2 separate regions of the Homo sapiens genome follow, and region 1 is linked to region 2. A link is a loop called in an ENCODE intact Hi-C map of the cell type or tissue named here. Cell type or tissue: K562. All regions are shown on one strand. Each heading gives the region's core, and the rest is flanking DNA. Links, peaks and the distances in the headings are about the cores only.

Region 1 (6,736 bases), core at 800-5,799, 150 kb before region 2:
TATCAGCTGTGTGGTTTGGGGCAGGTCACTCAGCCTCTCTGTGTGTCCATTGTCACATATAAAATGCAAATATTCATGCCCACCCCTCAGATGGTTGTGTTGCTTAGATGGGATCCTGAGCACAGTCTTCAGGCATCTGGCCCGTCTTCCGTGCTCAGTGGGGGTAATCATTATTACTGCTATTTTTATAAAAATAAACATAGTGGCCGGGCATGGTGGCTCAGGCCTGGAATCCCAGCACTTTGGAAAGCCAAGGCAGTGGATCAAGAGGTCAAGAGATGGAGACCATCCTGGCGAACATGGTGAAACCTCGTCTCTACTGAAAATACAAAAATTAGCTGGGCGTGGTGGCACGCACCTGTAGTCCCAGCTATTCAGGAGGCTGAGGCAGGAGAATCACTTGAACCCAGGACTTGAACCCAGGTTGTAGTGAGCCAAGATCATGCCATTGCACTCCAGCCTGGCGACAGAGCAAGACTTGGTCTCAAAAATAAATAAATACATAAATAAATAAAAATAACAAAAATAAACATAGCAACTGAAGGAATTTGTGTGGAATGTGACGATTCAAAGAACTAATCCATGAAAGTAACTGTACAAAGTATCTGGCTCATACTATATGTTCAATAAATGGGAGTTACCACTACTACAGTGAATTTTATAGTGCACACTAGAATTCCTGAAGGAATTTGTGTGTGTGTATTCTCATTGACTCTGTTAAATCACATGAATTCTTCAAACAGTACTCAGGTCACCTCCTCCAGGGAGCCTTCTGGGTTCAGTGCCTAGAATGAAACTTTGACTGTCATTGACGTGGGGAAACAGAATGTGCTGTGCTCCATGCTCATGTGCCCCAGGCTGGGAGGCTCCATTCTCAGGCCTTTTCTTGGCATGTCCTATTTCTCCCATTTGGTTATGGCACCTGGAGAGTTGAGTTGTGTATCCTCCTTTTACGTGTCCCCAGGACCCACCAGTGTGCTGTGTACTCCATTCTGTTTCACCTGACATGCGTGCCATACAGCCCCAGACACTGCCCCACAATGGACAGCTGAAATAACTACAGACACCTAGCCAGGTGGTGACCAGCAAGGTGGGTGGAAGGCTACAGGAAGGGCCAGAGGTGAAGGAAGAGAAAAAAGCATGCAACTAGAAGGGCAATCACAATCTATTTGGATGCATTCAATCTTACAGAGAGCAGCAGGAGCCGTGGGTAACAACTGCTCCATGCCAAGGCCACCCACGAGGTTGTGCAGCCGGATGATGGAGAATCAGATGTGGCCAGTCAGGCCACTCCATGAGGTGGGGTCACTTCGTGGTGAGAGGAGAATTTGCAAATGAAGTTGGTTCAACACTGCGGAAGGGTCTTGAGTCAGGCAGCACAGGTCTATCAGGAATGGGTTCAGACAATTAACTTCTCTGAGCTTCTTGCTGTTATAACTAACACGTATGGAATGCTTCCTGTCTACCAAGCCCCTTTCTTAGCATTTGCATGTATTATTTAATGACACAATAACCCAAGAGGCAGGTACTATCATTGTAGGTATTTTACCAGTGAGGAAACTGAGGCACAGGGAGGTAAGAAACTTACCCTTGTTCAAAGAGCTCAAAAGTGGTACAGGCAGGATTTGAATCCGTAACACACACTCATTGAAGTCCTAACTTCACAAGGGTTATTTAAGAATTACATGAGACACTTTATGTAAGTAAAAGTGAAAAAAAAAAAAAAAGAGCAGAGCCTAGCAAATGGTCATCAGTGTTAGCTAAAATGCAAAAGAAAAGATATTGAGAAGAGTTGAGTGATTCAGTTTCAGTTGCTAACAAAGGAGTTTAGGGGCTCAGGGCTTGGCATTGCTCGCAAAGGAAACTTTCCACCTGACTCATTTGCTGCTAAATATGCAGCTTGAACAAGACCAATCTATGCAGGGAACACAGAACTTCTGTGTCAGGTAGTTGAAGGCCCTGAGAGAAGGCTCATGCATCCACTCAAATCCAGTTTCAGCTGGCATCGATTCCGTGCTTGCTGCCTGCCAGGGAACATGCAGGGTCGTCGTCCTCTGTCAACTCCTGCAATCCTCACCATACCTGTGCAGGAGTTGCCGTCATCCTCATGTGGCTGACAGCGAACCGGGGGCACAGAGAGTTTACTGTGGCCCATTCAGGATCTCACAGCTGATAGGTGATGGAGTCGATATGAGAACTCAGATCCACTTTCCCTAAAACAACTGCCACTACTTCTGTGCCCCAGATGTCTGTCTGGTCTCCAAGGCTTGGGCAACAGCACCCCCAATCAGGGCCTAAATTGCCTTATCCTAAGAGGCGGCCCACAAACTCAATTTGATCAAGACAAAATAAGTATGCTCGGGCTGAAGTTTCGGAAATAGCCACTTTGGAGCCTGATCACGGGAGCAAAGAGGAAGGGCGTTGGTGATTTCAGTGAGCTTGCTCTGCTCCAGGCTGGGACGGACATGCTGGAGAGGTCTGATGTCACAGTGCTGTTACGTCATACGATGCCAGGCCCCCGTAGGCACACTGTTCAGAAGACGAAGCCCAGGGCAGGAGCCAGAGGCTGCTCTGCAGAGGACCTCCACTCCTAGAGGGGCGGAAATAGCTTGCTCCAGGGCAGAGGGTGGATGCAGTGGGTCTTTTGAGGGGGTCTTAAAGCCACAGGGCCATTTGAGGAGATGGACCTTTCATGCGAAGGCAGTGAAAACTTCACACCCCATGAGAGCAGCCTCCCATGGACTGCTTTGGTGTGAGGTGGTCTCTGGGTGTGATGGTCTCAGTCTCAGCAGGGGTCCATGTAGCTCTCAGGAGCACATCCAAAGAGCCCAGGGTGGGGTTTCAATATTTGGAAACTGAGAGAAGCATCAGAGGCCAACAGCCCAATGCTGTTCTCTTCCTCTGGCATCAGTTCTATTTCCAGAACCCTCCTGGGTCCAGTGAGTGACCTCTAAACATCTCCTGAGGGACCAAGACCAGAAGGGCGAGTGTCTGGCAAAGGCCGCCAACCATCTCCAGAAGGCCTGGGCTGCCTCTTGTCACTTTCACACAGCACACAGGTTAACGCTCCTATTTCCTGGGTAGGCTTCTCTGAGGATAATGAGCACAGTATGAAACAGACCCCTTTGGGAGGCCAAATCCCAAAGGATCAAAGCGGGCAGATCACGAGGTCAGGAGATCAAGACCATCCTGGCTAACACAGTGAAACCCCGTCTCTACTAAAAATACAAAAAATTAGCTGAGCATAGTGGTGGGCGCCTGTAGTTCCAGCTACTCGGGAGGCTGAGGCAGGAGAATGGCATTAACCCGGGAGGCGGAGGTTGCAGTGAGCCGAGATCACACCACTGCACTCCAGCCTGGGCAACAGAGTGAGGCTCCATCTCAAAAAAAAAAAAAAAAAAAAAAAAAGACCCCTTCACCCACCCCTGCTCCTGATGATGCCTGGAGGGGAAGAGCAACAAAGCAACAGCCAGGACCCACCAGCTTCCAGGCTTCTTGCAGGAGGGCAGGTGTCCCACAAGTTTTCTTTCTTTTGCTCAGTTTGGAGACATTTTCCCAAAAATCATTCTGTCAGCCCAAGTTCAGCCACCAACTGGCAGAATCTGCAACACTACTTCTCTTGAACTTTAGAAATACAGCTTCCTAATTTTTTCCAGTTCCAAATATAAAACAAACCAAAAAAGTATTAAAATAATTTGGGCTTCAAAGACTTTCTCATTCTTAGTGGCCATAATGAAATTAATAAGAATCAGCCTCTCTTTTTAGTCTCTCTCTTTCTCTCTCTCCTCTTCCCTCTCTCTCTCCCTTCCTCCCACCACCTCTCATTTTTCTCCCCTCTTTAAGGAAAAGAAAATAAAGCGAAGAGAACACAGGGCCCATGCAGCCCCAGGAATTGCTTGCACGGCGCTTATTTACCTTCTAACTAACATTTGTAACCCAGGATTAGTGGAGCAGCCTCTTGTAATTACCCGTGTTGCCCCATTTGAGGCCGGCTATCTCCGTGAGGCCAGTAAATCTTGAAATTACAGGCTGACCACCCGGGAGAACTGAGACAGAGTCAGCCACATCTCTCAAAGGCGCTGCCCTGGGTTGCTTCCCGCCCCCCGAAATGACTCGCTGGCCAGGGAGAAGGCCCTGCCTGGGAGTGGCTCCCAGACCTCACTGTGGCTGGGAGGTAAATAAAGCCAGGGTGGCCTAGGACACCCTGCACCCCCTGTGAGTGGGACAGAGGCAGCTGGCCAAGACAGAGCCTGCTCTACCGCCCATCCTCCCACCCAGCGTGGACTCCTTCTGGTTAGGGCCCCAGAGATGGACAGGAAGAAGGAGACAGGACTGAGATGGGGGGATAGGAATGCACTGAAAAGGAGATTCTGCCTCTTGAAATGCTGTTCTCTTCTGTTGAGGAACAGAACACCCACAGAGGACTTCTAGGGTAGTGTGGCTGTCATTTTATAGAAATGGAGATCGTGGGCCAGGTGCGGTGGCTCACGCCTGTAACCCCAGCACTGTGGGAGGCCGAGGCAGGTGGATTGCTTGAGCCCAGGAGTTCAAGATCAGCCTGGGCAACATGGTGAAACTCCGTCTCTACTAAAAATATCAAAAATTTAGCCGGATGTAGTGGTGCGGGCCTGTGGTCCCAGCTACTCAGAAGGCTGAGGCTGGAGATTTGCTCTAGCCTGGGAGGCGGAGGTTGCAGTAAGCTGAGACTGCGCCACTGCGCTCCAGCCTGAGCGACAGAGACCCTATCTCAAAAAAAAAAAAAAGAAAAAAGAAAGAAATGGCGATCACAATTTGACTTGAGAGTTAACCATAATCTTGATCATACCTTTAGAATGAGTGTCAGATGGACCTATGTAACATACACCTGTTCTGGAGCTCTGGGGAATGTCAAGGTATTTTGAATCAAACAGCAAATGTTGCTCAGGTCCAGGCTGTTTTGAAATGAGATATGCTTGGCTCAACCCTCACTGACACCTTTACAAGGATGAAGCCATCACTAAGAACATTCTCCATTTTCTATCTGCAAGTGCCCTACATGGAGGCTCTTTTTGTTATTCCTCCCTCTGATCTGAGACCTTAAACACCACATATAACTTCATTAAAACACAACCAGGATTAGGAGATGTTAAAGCGTCTCCAATGCCAAGAGCCTATGATAATAAAGCGCTCAGCATTCTGTGCATTGCAGGTGGATTCCATGATTTTGCCTTTGCAGAACGCACTTCATTCCATTTTTCAATGTAGGTGTGGATACCTATAAAATCTGCCTTACTGGTTGGGCGTGGTGGCTCACACCTCTAATCCCAACACTTTGGGAGGCCGAGGTGGGCAGATTACGAGGTCAGGAGATTGAGACCATTCTGGCCAGCATGGTGAAACCCCGTCTCTACTAAAAATACAAAAATTAGCTGGGCATGATGGTGTGTGCCTGTAATCCCAGCTACTCGGGAGGCTGAGGCCGGAGAATTGCTTGAGTGAGCCGAGATCGCGCCATTGCACTCCAGCCTGGGCGACAGAGTGAGACTCCGTCTCAAAAAAAAAAAAAAAAGTCTGCCTTACTATGTGCTACTTTCTTTATTAATTCTACTATTTACAAAAGCTCAGCGGGATCTGACACTTAGTAAAAGAAAAAAACGCACAGTTAAACAATTGAAATAATTAATTTAAATGTGTATAAATTTAGTATATTTAATACTAAATATTAGTATAAATCTGGATCATACCTTAAAATAATATTCCCCAACCCATTTAGCATCTATCAATGGCCTGTGGTCCGGATGTCCCGTCTTATCTACTCCACCAGCTCCTCCACCATCATCCTAATTCCCCATATATGTTCTGTTCAGCATCTCCACAAAAGGTACCACTGGCTCTGGGAGGCCCTGTGCCCTTCCCCCATCCCCCCTCACCCATTTACCCCCCCCCGCATTCAAAATCTTTAGCAATCCCAATCTTCATATTATAACTTGAATTGAGGGGACAGGTCTTTGCCGTCTACTGAGAATGGCCCAGAGGATTAGATTCCTTGCCCAAAGCCACACAACAAATCAATGAAATGAGTTCTTTCTTCTGTTCTTTCTGTTGTTCTTCCAACCTCGTAAGATTTCTTCTTGCCCCAGAACATGCGAGTCTGAGAAGCACTGTTCAGATATGGATACTGTTGTGTTTCCATTTCAGAGAAAGCAAGAGACAGCCATCAACCGATTTGCTTGCCACACTCCTAAACTATACACAGACAGCAGGACGTTCCGCATTATGATTCCCATAACAAGTTTACTAACACAAAAAGAAAAAAGAATGACAGAAAAGAAAGAAGAAAGAAAGGAAAAAAGGAGAGAGGGATAGCGAGAGGAAGGGAGGGAGGGAGAGAGAGCCTGCAGGGGAAGTTGTGGAAAGTCCCCTTTGCAGGGGGGATTAGGTTTTAGTTGCTCAAGGAGCTGTAGGGAGGGGAAGGGTGGAAGCCGAGGAATTCATGCCACCCAGTTGGTCAGTTGGGAATTGTTTACAGCCCTGAAGGAGATTGGCTTTTGTGCTGCTGACTTCAAAGTGTAGTCAGATATTAACATACTGACCCCTTCACCGTTTCCACCCCCAAACACAGTGGGGGTTAGGAGGACCATCTCCAGTGGGGAAACTGAGGAATGAAAAGGGGAGCTGGGAAAAGGGAAGTGAGGAGACTAGGAATGCCCCCAAGACTGTGCTGTTAACCCAGTGCTAACATTGGCCACCAAAGGCA
Region 2 (6,736 bases), core at 1,173-6,172:
AGGATGAGAAATAAAGAATTATGGAGGTGAACTCAGAAGAACAGAGGAAAGGGCCACACTTGAGTTAGAAGAAGTCAGAAGAATTGAGGCAAGGGCAGGCATTTCTCACTACACCACCCAAGTGATTTTAATGAGAAAGGCGGTGTTCTAAAGTGAAAGTAGAAAGATGGATCATTAAAAAGCAGCGTCTTTGTTTTATGTACTGATGTTTTCCACTATTTCCTTTTCATTGTCCAAAATCAGAGCATGATAGATGTGTTTAGAGTAGGGTCCACAAACTATAGCCCACAGGCCAAATCTGGACCCAACTTGTTTTGGTAAATAAAGTTTGCGCAACACAGCTCTGCCTATTTATTTATGTCTCGTCTAGGCCTGCTTTTGAGCTATAATGGCAGAGTTAAGTGATTGCAACAGAAACCGCATGGCCTATAAAGCCTAAAACATTTGCTATCAAGTCCTTTAAAGAAAGAGTTTGCCATCCCTGATCTGGAGCGTGGTATCTCCACATCAAACCAAATAGGCACTTTTAGCCACTGTACAGACAGGCGCTGCTATTTCTTGATATTCCTCAAACATACCAGGCACTGTTCGGCCTCAGGGCATGCACTTATTCTTTCCTGCACCTGTAATATCAGTCTCCCAGACAGACACGTGGTTCATTCCCTTATGAAATTCAGGTCTTTGTAGAAATATCATCTTTTCATTGGGACCCTGCCTGACCACCCAGTTTAAAGTTGCAAATCCAGGGAGGGCGCACCTGTAATCCCAGCACTTTGGGAGGCCAAGGCGGGTGGATCACGAGGTCAGGAGATCGAGACCATCCTGGCTAACACGGTGAAACCCCATCTCTACCAAAAATACAAAAAATTAGCCAGGCATTGTGGCAGGTGCCTGTAGTCCCAGCTACTCGGGAGGCTGAGGCAGGAGAATGGCGTGAACCCGGGAGGCAGAGCTTGCATTGAGCCGAGATCGCGCCACTGCACTACAGCCTGGGCGACAGAGCGAGACTTCTTCTCAAAAAAAAAAAAAAAAAAAGTTGCAAATCCAATCCCCACCCCACTCAACACATCCCCTCTTCCTTTACTACTTAATTTTCTCCACAGCATTTACCAGTATCTAACATCCTTTATATTTTGCCAATGTATTTGTTTCTCTTTCTTATGCTGCTAGAATAATGTCAGCTCTTGGAAGACAGGGATTTTTTACTATTGTATCCACTACTTATTCCCAAAATCTAGAAGAGAGCCTGGAACATAGTACTCTCAGTTTAGGACAGTATTTGTTATTTTTAAAAATGAGCCCTACAATGCATCTGCAGTATTATTCCTATTTCACAGATGAGAAAGCTAAATTCTATGAGGTTAAATGACTTCCCAGAGATCGCAGTGCTAGTAAGGGGGAAAGGCAGCCATGGATTCCTGAGTTTGCAGGCTAAAGGATCGCGATGGGAACGGTTTCCAGAGCTACTGGTTTCTTCCACTGCTTGCTCATGCTGAAGCTAGCTCAGAGCATAGCACCCTGCCTAGCCCCAGGCACCATGCTAAGTTCTGTGCAGGCTAAAATGATGAATATGACAGTTCCTGACAAAAAGAACCTTAAACTTCTTTAAGTTTCAGTATCGAACTCCTGGGCTCAAGTGATCCTCCTGCCTCGGCCTCCCAAAGTGTTGGGATTACAGGAGTGAGCCACCACGCCCAGCCTACGATGCATTATTTTTAAGAAGGAGTATATTAGGTACAATGAGGCTCAAAGGGATGGATAGATCAGAAAAGATGTCCTGGAAGACGTGGCATTTGAATTTGGCCTTGAAAGCTAGGATTTCAGCAGATAGAAATTGTGGGAAGGGCATTATCAAAAGGAAGGAAGAGCTTGAGCTGAGTCCCAGAGGTTAAGACAGTAGAGGTGGCGTGGCGCGGTGGCTTGCTCCTGTAATCCCAGCACTTTGGGACCGAGGCAGGTGGATCACCTAAGGTCAGGAGTTTGAGGCCAGCCTGATCAACATGGTGAAACCCCGTCTCTACTAAAATACAAAAATTAGCCAGGCATGGTGGCACGCACCTCTAATCCCTGCTACTTGGGAGGCTGAGACAGGAGAATCGCTTGAACCTCGGAGATGGAGGTTGCAGTGAGCCGAGATCGTACCACTGCACTCCAGCTTGAGTGACAGAGAGAGACTTTGTCTCAATAAAATAAAATAAAATAAAATAAAATAAAGTAGAGCTGTGTCTGAAAAACAAACAGCCCATTTTGCAGGAAGAGATGCCACCCATGAGCTGTGGTTCTGAGTGTGGTTCTAGGACTGACAGTTTCAGTGCCAAGTGAGAAATTGCTAGACATGCAAACACATAGGCCCCGTCCCAGCCCCACTAAGTCGGAATTTCTGGGTTGGAGGCCCAGAAATCTGGGTTTCAATTAGCCTTCCAGGAGATTCTTAATCTTCTGAAAGTTAAGAAGTGCCCATGTAAGGTGCACTGGAAGAAGGTGACATTGAATGCTAAACTGAAGACAATGGCCGTTATCTGTTTGCAAAGCAGTGACACCCTCTCGAAGACTGTTGAACAGATACGTGATTGTACTTGTGATTTAGAGCTCCACCAGATGGATGAGAAGTGCAGAAAGAGAACGTTGAAGTGGGAAGATCATAGAAACTTTTTATATTGGTTGCAAAATGGAAACAAAGAAGCAACCTGTTATTCTTCATAAACATGTTTCCCAACATCCACTCACTATTCAGGTCCCCATAACCTAATTTCCTTCTAGAAGAACCATCCCATTTCCCACTCTCAGTCTGTTTGGTTCAGACAGTGCTACCTTCATCGCAGGGTCCAGGGTTGTTCATGTGACTCAGACAGTCCAATAAGAGTATCACATTCTCTTGGCCAACGTTATTGGTTTGAGGATAAGAGCATGGACCAATCAGAATGTGTTACATGTTGTGAAGCTTTGTCTGAAACATAGAATGTGCTTTTCCATGGGTCTTTAATCTAAAAATCTGTAGCCTTAAGGGAATTGAGGGTGGGGGCCTTTTCTGAGAAAGGAGCGAATACAGCAGAAAACAGATTAAATGAAGGAAGAGGAAGAAGTCAACTCTGATTACATCATTTGAACCCCGGGTCAAGCTGTACCCAAAGCTAAATCTATTTCTGCTAAACTTTCCTTTCTAACAGGCCTTTGTGCTCAGGGCAATTGGAATGAGATTTTTTGTCTTGATTGACCCAAACTCAGTCATGGCTCTGGACTTCAGATAAGGGAGTCACAGACTCGTAAGATGTTTGCAGGCTTTGGACTATGATTCAGAGAAGAGAGGGAAAGTCAAGGGCAATTGACAGTGTTGCAGGATGGATTCCATGAGAAGCAGACTGTGAGAGGGAGCGTTGTGTGCGCGAAGAGCACACGGGGGTGGTCCCAAGTCAGCGCCTGTGGGGGAGTGAAGAAGCAGCACTGCGCAGTGGAGGAAGTCAAATTGTCATGCGGCTGAGGCTATGCGGAGCTGAGATGCCCTTTGGAGTTGGCTCAGGTTAGGGCAAGGAGGCCAGAGCCTCATGCCCTCACATTGACCCGTCATTGTATGCAGGTGGCCACCAGGAGACATGATCTTGGGCCACACGTTTCTCTTCCATACAGTGCAACTCTCAAAGAAGGATTCAACTGAGCCATCGGCCAGCGCACTCCCGCAGCCGGAGGACAGAGTGCTGAGTCAGGGTGTGGGTGGAGGGGCAGGGCGCTCAGGACCGCCAGGTTCCCAGCGGGGTGAGCAGCTGTGAGGAGACTGAGCCCTGCAGCTGGAATGAGGAAGTGGGAGGAGCAGATGGCATCAGAGAGAGGACAGATTTCGTTTTGAGCTGGTGGCATTTAAACGCTGGAGAAGGTGTCGACCTGGGATCAATGGGAATAGAAACCACGGTTGATGAACCCTGGCCCAAAGAGAGCGCAGACAGAGACAGTGGGGAGCTCAGAGCTCAGGGAGTGGAGGGAAGAAAATCTGGAGCCCATAGGCCGGGCGCGGTGGCTCACGCCTGTAATTCCAGCACTTTGGGAGGCCGAGGCTGGCGGATCACGAGGTCAGGAGATCCAGACCATCCTGGCTAACACGGTGAAACCCCGTCTCTACTAAAAATACAAAAAGAAATTAGCCGGGCGTGGTGGCAGGCGCCTGTAGTCCCAGCTACTTGGGAGGCTGAGGCAGGAGAATGGCGTGAACCTGGGAGGCGGAGCTTGCAGCGAGCAGTGCTCGAGCCACTGCACTCCAGCCTGGACGACAGAGAGAAAGAAAGAAAAGAGGAAGGAAGGAAGGAAGGAAGGAAGGGAAGGGGAAGGGAAGGAGGGAGGGTGGAAGGGAGGGAGGGAAGGGAGAAAATTTGGAGCCCATGAAGGGGAGGGAAGGAGTAGCTAAAGAGGCAGCAGAAACCAGGCCGTGTTGCCAGATGATAACAATATAAATAGCAAATGCTTATAGACTCTTGACTGTGTGCCAAACAGTATTTACTGTAGAACGTTGTTCTACATTCTTAGCTCGTATTATTTCTTCATAGGAAACAAAGGAGGTGACGGCCAGTGAGTGGGGTGGGTAATCTGCTGATGAGCAGTTAAATCAGGGAAGTTAAATTAGCAGTTAAATTAGGGAAGCATCTGGACTCTGCATGTAAGGTAGATATTTTAAAAGTCATCAAAAAGGAGTTTGTGTGTTTGCTGAAGAATTGTGTCCCCACTCTCTTCATTGCTGTTCTTTTAACAGCTTTATTGGGATATCATTCACATACCATACAATTCACCCATGTAAAGTATATTATAATTCAATCGTTTTTATATTCACAGAGTTGTGGAACCATCACCATAGGCAATCTTAGGACAATTTTGTTACCTTCAAAAGTAACTCCATACCCTTTAGCACTCACTCCCCCCCCACTCCCCCCCCACACCCCCCCCGCCCCGTCTGCCACAACCGGTGCCTGTTCACCTGTGCAACCCTAGGCAATCATGAATCTACTTTCTGCCCTGCTCTGGATGTTTCCTATGAATGCAGTCTTATAGTATGCAATCTCTTTGTGTCTGGTTTCTTTCACTTAGCATAATGTTTTTTCCAGTTTCATCCATGTGATAGCATAAATCAACACTTCATTCCTTTTTATGTCCAAATAATATTCCATTGTATGGCTATCCACATTTTGTTTATCTTTTATCAGTTGATGAACGTGTGGATGATGTCTGCCTTTTGACTATTATGAATAATGCTGCCGTGAACATTTGTGCACAGGTTTTTTCAAACACTTGTTTTCCATTTTCTTAGGTGTACACCTAGGAGTGGAGTTGCTGGGTCTCTGTTTGGCTTTTTAAGGAGCCACCAAACTCTTTTCTGCAGTGGCTGCACCATTTTATCTTATCACCAGCAGTGTAAGAGTGTTCTGATTTCCCCATGTCCTCACCAATATGTGTGATTATCTGAATGTTCATTCTAGCCATCCTAATAGGGATGAGGTAGCATCCCAATGTGATTTTTTGGGTTCCGTGTAGATTAGACTGAACTTCTTGCCCATGCTGACATTAAACTCACATGCAAAGAGATGGACACACACACATCTCACATGGGGAAACAAGCTCAGGGGGGCGAACCAGGGTAGTCCCTTGGGAACGTCCAGCTCTGAAAGAGGAGAGAGGCACACAGGAAGAATAGGAGTGCTTGGCATCTGAAAGCACAGGGCGAGAATAAAGCCAAGCACCGACCATCCTAAGGAATGACCCGACCCTTGACCTTCCACTTCAGCAGTGCGAAGATATTCTCCATTTTGTTTTTGAAGTGGCCATGGATTTAGTCCACCCCATGTTCCACCCCCGCCCATCACCACCTGTTCTGAGGGCTGGGGTGAGGAAGGAAGGAGCAGGATGGGTCCTTTGAGCCCAATTAACACACACATTTTGCTTCCAAAGCTTATTGTGCACCTTATGCCAAGATTTGAGTAGGACTCAACTTAACCAGTATATGTAAAAGTCTTCTTAGAACTTGGAGAAAACAGATGATGCATAATGCTGTGTCGCAGATTATTAAATAATACTAACAGGCAGATCAGGGGCAGGCTTCAGGAAGGGGTAAGCACAGCCTAGAAATTCAGAGGCAGGAAGGATCACTGTGGGCTGGCAGGGCCATTTTGATATTTCTGTGGCAGGAGGGACTGGTTTCTGAGATGACCTTTCTGGCAGGGCTGTAGTCACCTGCCAACCTAAGAATGAAAGTTTAGGAGAGGATGAGAGCAGAGATAGTGTCCAAAATAGATTTGACGTCTTTGCCAAGGACTGTGCTTTACATTTATTCTCTATGTAACTTTTAGAGCAGGCCTGTGTGCCAGACATGAAGTGCCAATTTGCAGTCGAAGAAGCTGAGGCTCAGAGAGGGTATCAGGTAGGGTTCAACCAGAGAAGCAGAGCCAATAGAAGAGATGAGAAATAGATAGACAGACAGACATATAGATGATAGATAGATAGATGATAGATAGATAGTTAGATAACAGATGATAGAAGATTGATAGATGATAGATAATAGATGATTGATAGATGATAGATGATAGATGACTGATAGACAACAGATAGATGATAGATGATTGATAGATGATATATAATAGATCATTGATAGATGATAGACTGATAGATGATAGATGATTGATAGACGATAGATAGACAGATAGATAGATAGATGAAAGATAGGTGATAGATAATAGAGGGATAGATAGATAGATAGATAGAT

Evidence for each region. Peaks named below come from ENCODE experiments on the same cell type or tissue, not always from the same donor. Only the 100,000 strongest peaks of a DNase experiment are listed, where the experiment ranks them.
Region 1: it touches region 2 in a loop (2.0-fold over the local background); 1 of 110 quality-filtered maps calls a loop at or near these places.

Annotation. Positions count from the first base shown.
Region 1 is chr9:95,581,774-95,588,509 of GRCh38, reverse strand. No RefSeq gene overlaps it. Among named protein-coding and RNA genes, the nearest start is that of PTCH1, 76 kb to the right of the region's middle. In K562, for the core only: no CTCF peak of the experiment used is centred there; no DNase peak of the experiment used is centred there; H3K27me3 peaks cover 3,998 bases.
Region 2 is chr9:95,431,373-95,438,108 of GRCh38, reverse strand. No RefSeq gene overlaps it. Among named protein-coding and RNA genes, the nearest start is that of PTCH1, 75 kb to the left of the region's middle. RefSeq lists enhancers at 3,134-3,705, 3,706-4,278. In K562, for the core only: no CTCF peak of the experiment used is centred there; DNase peaks (open chromatin) are centred at 2,838, 3,338 and 3,718; H3K4me3 peaks cover 723 bases.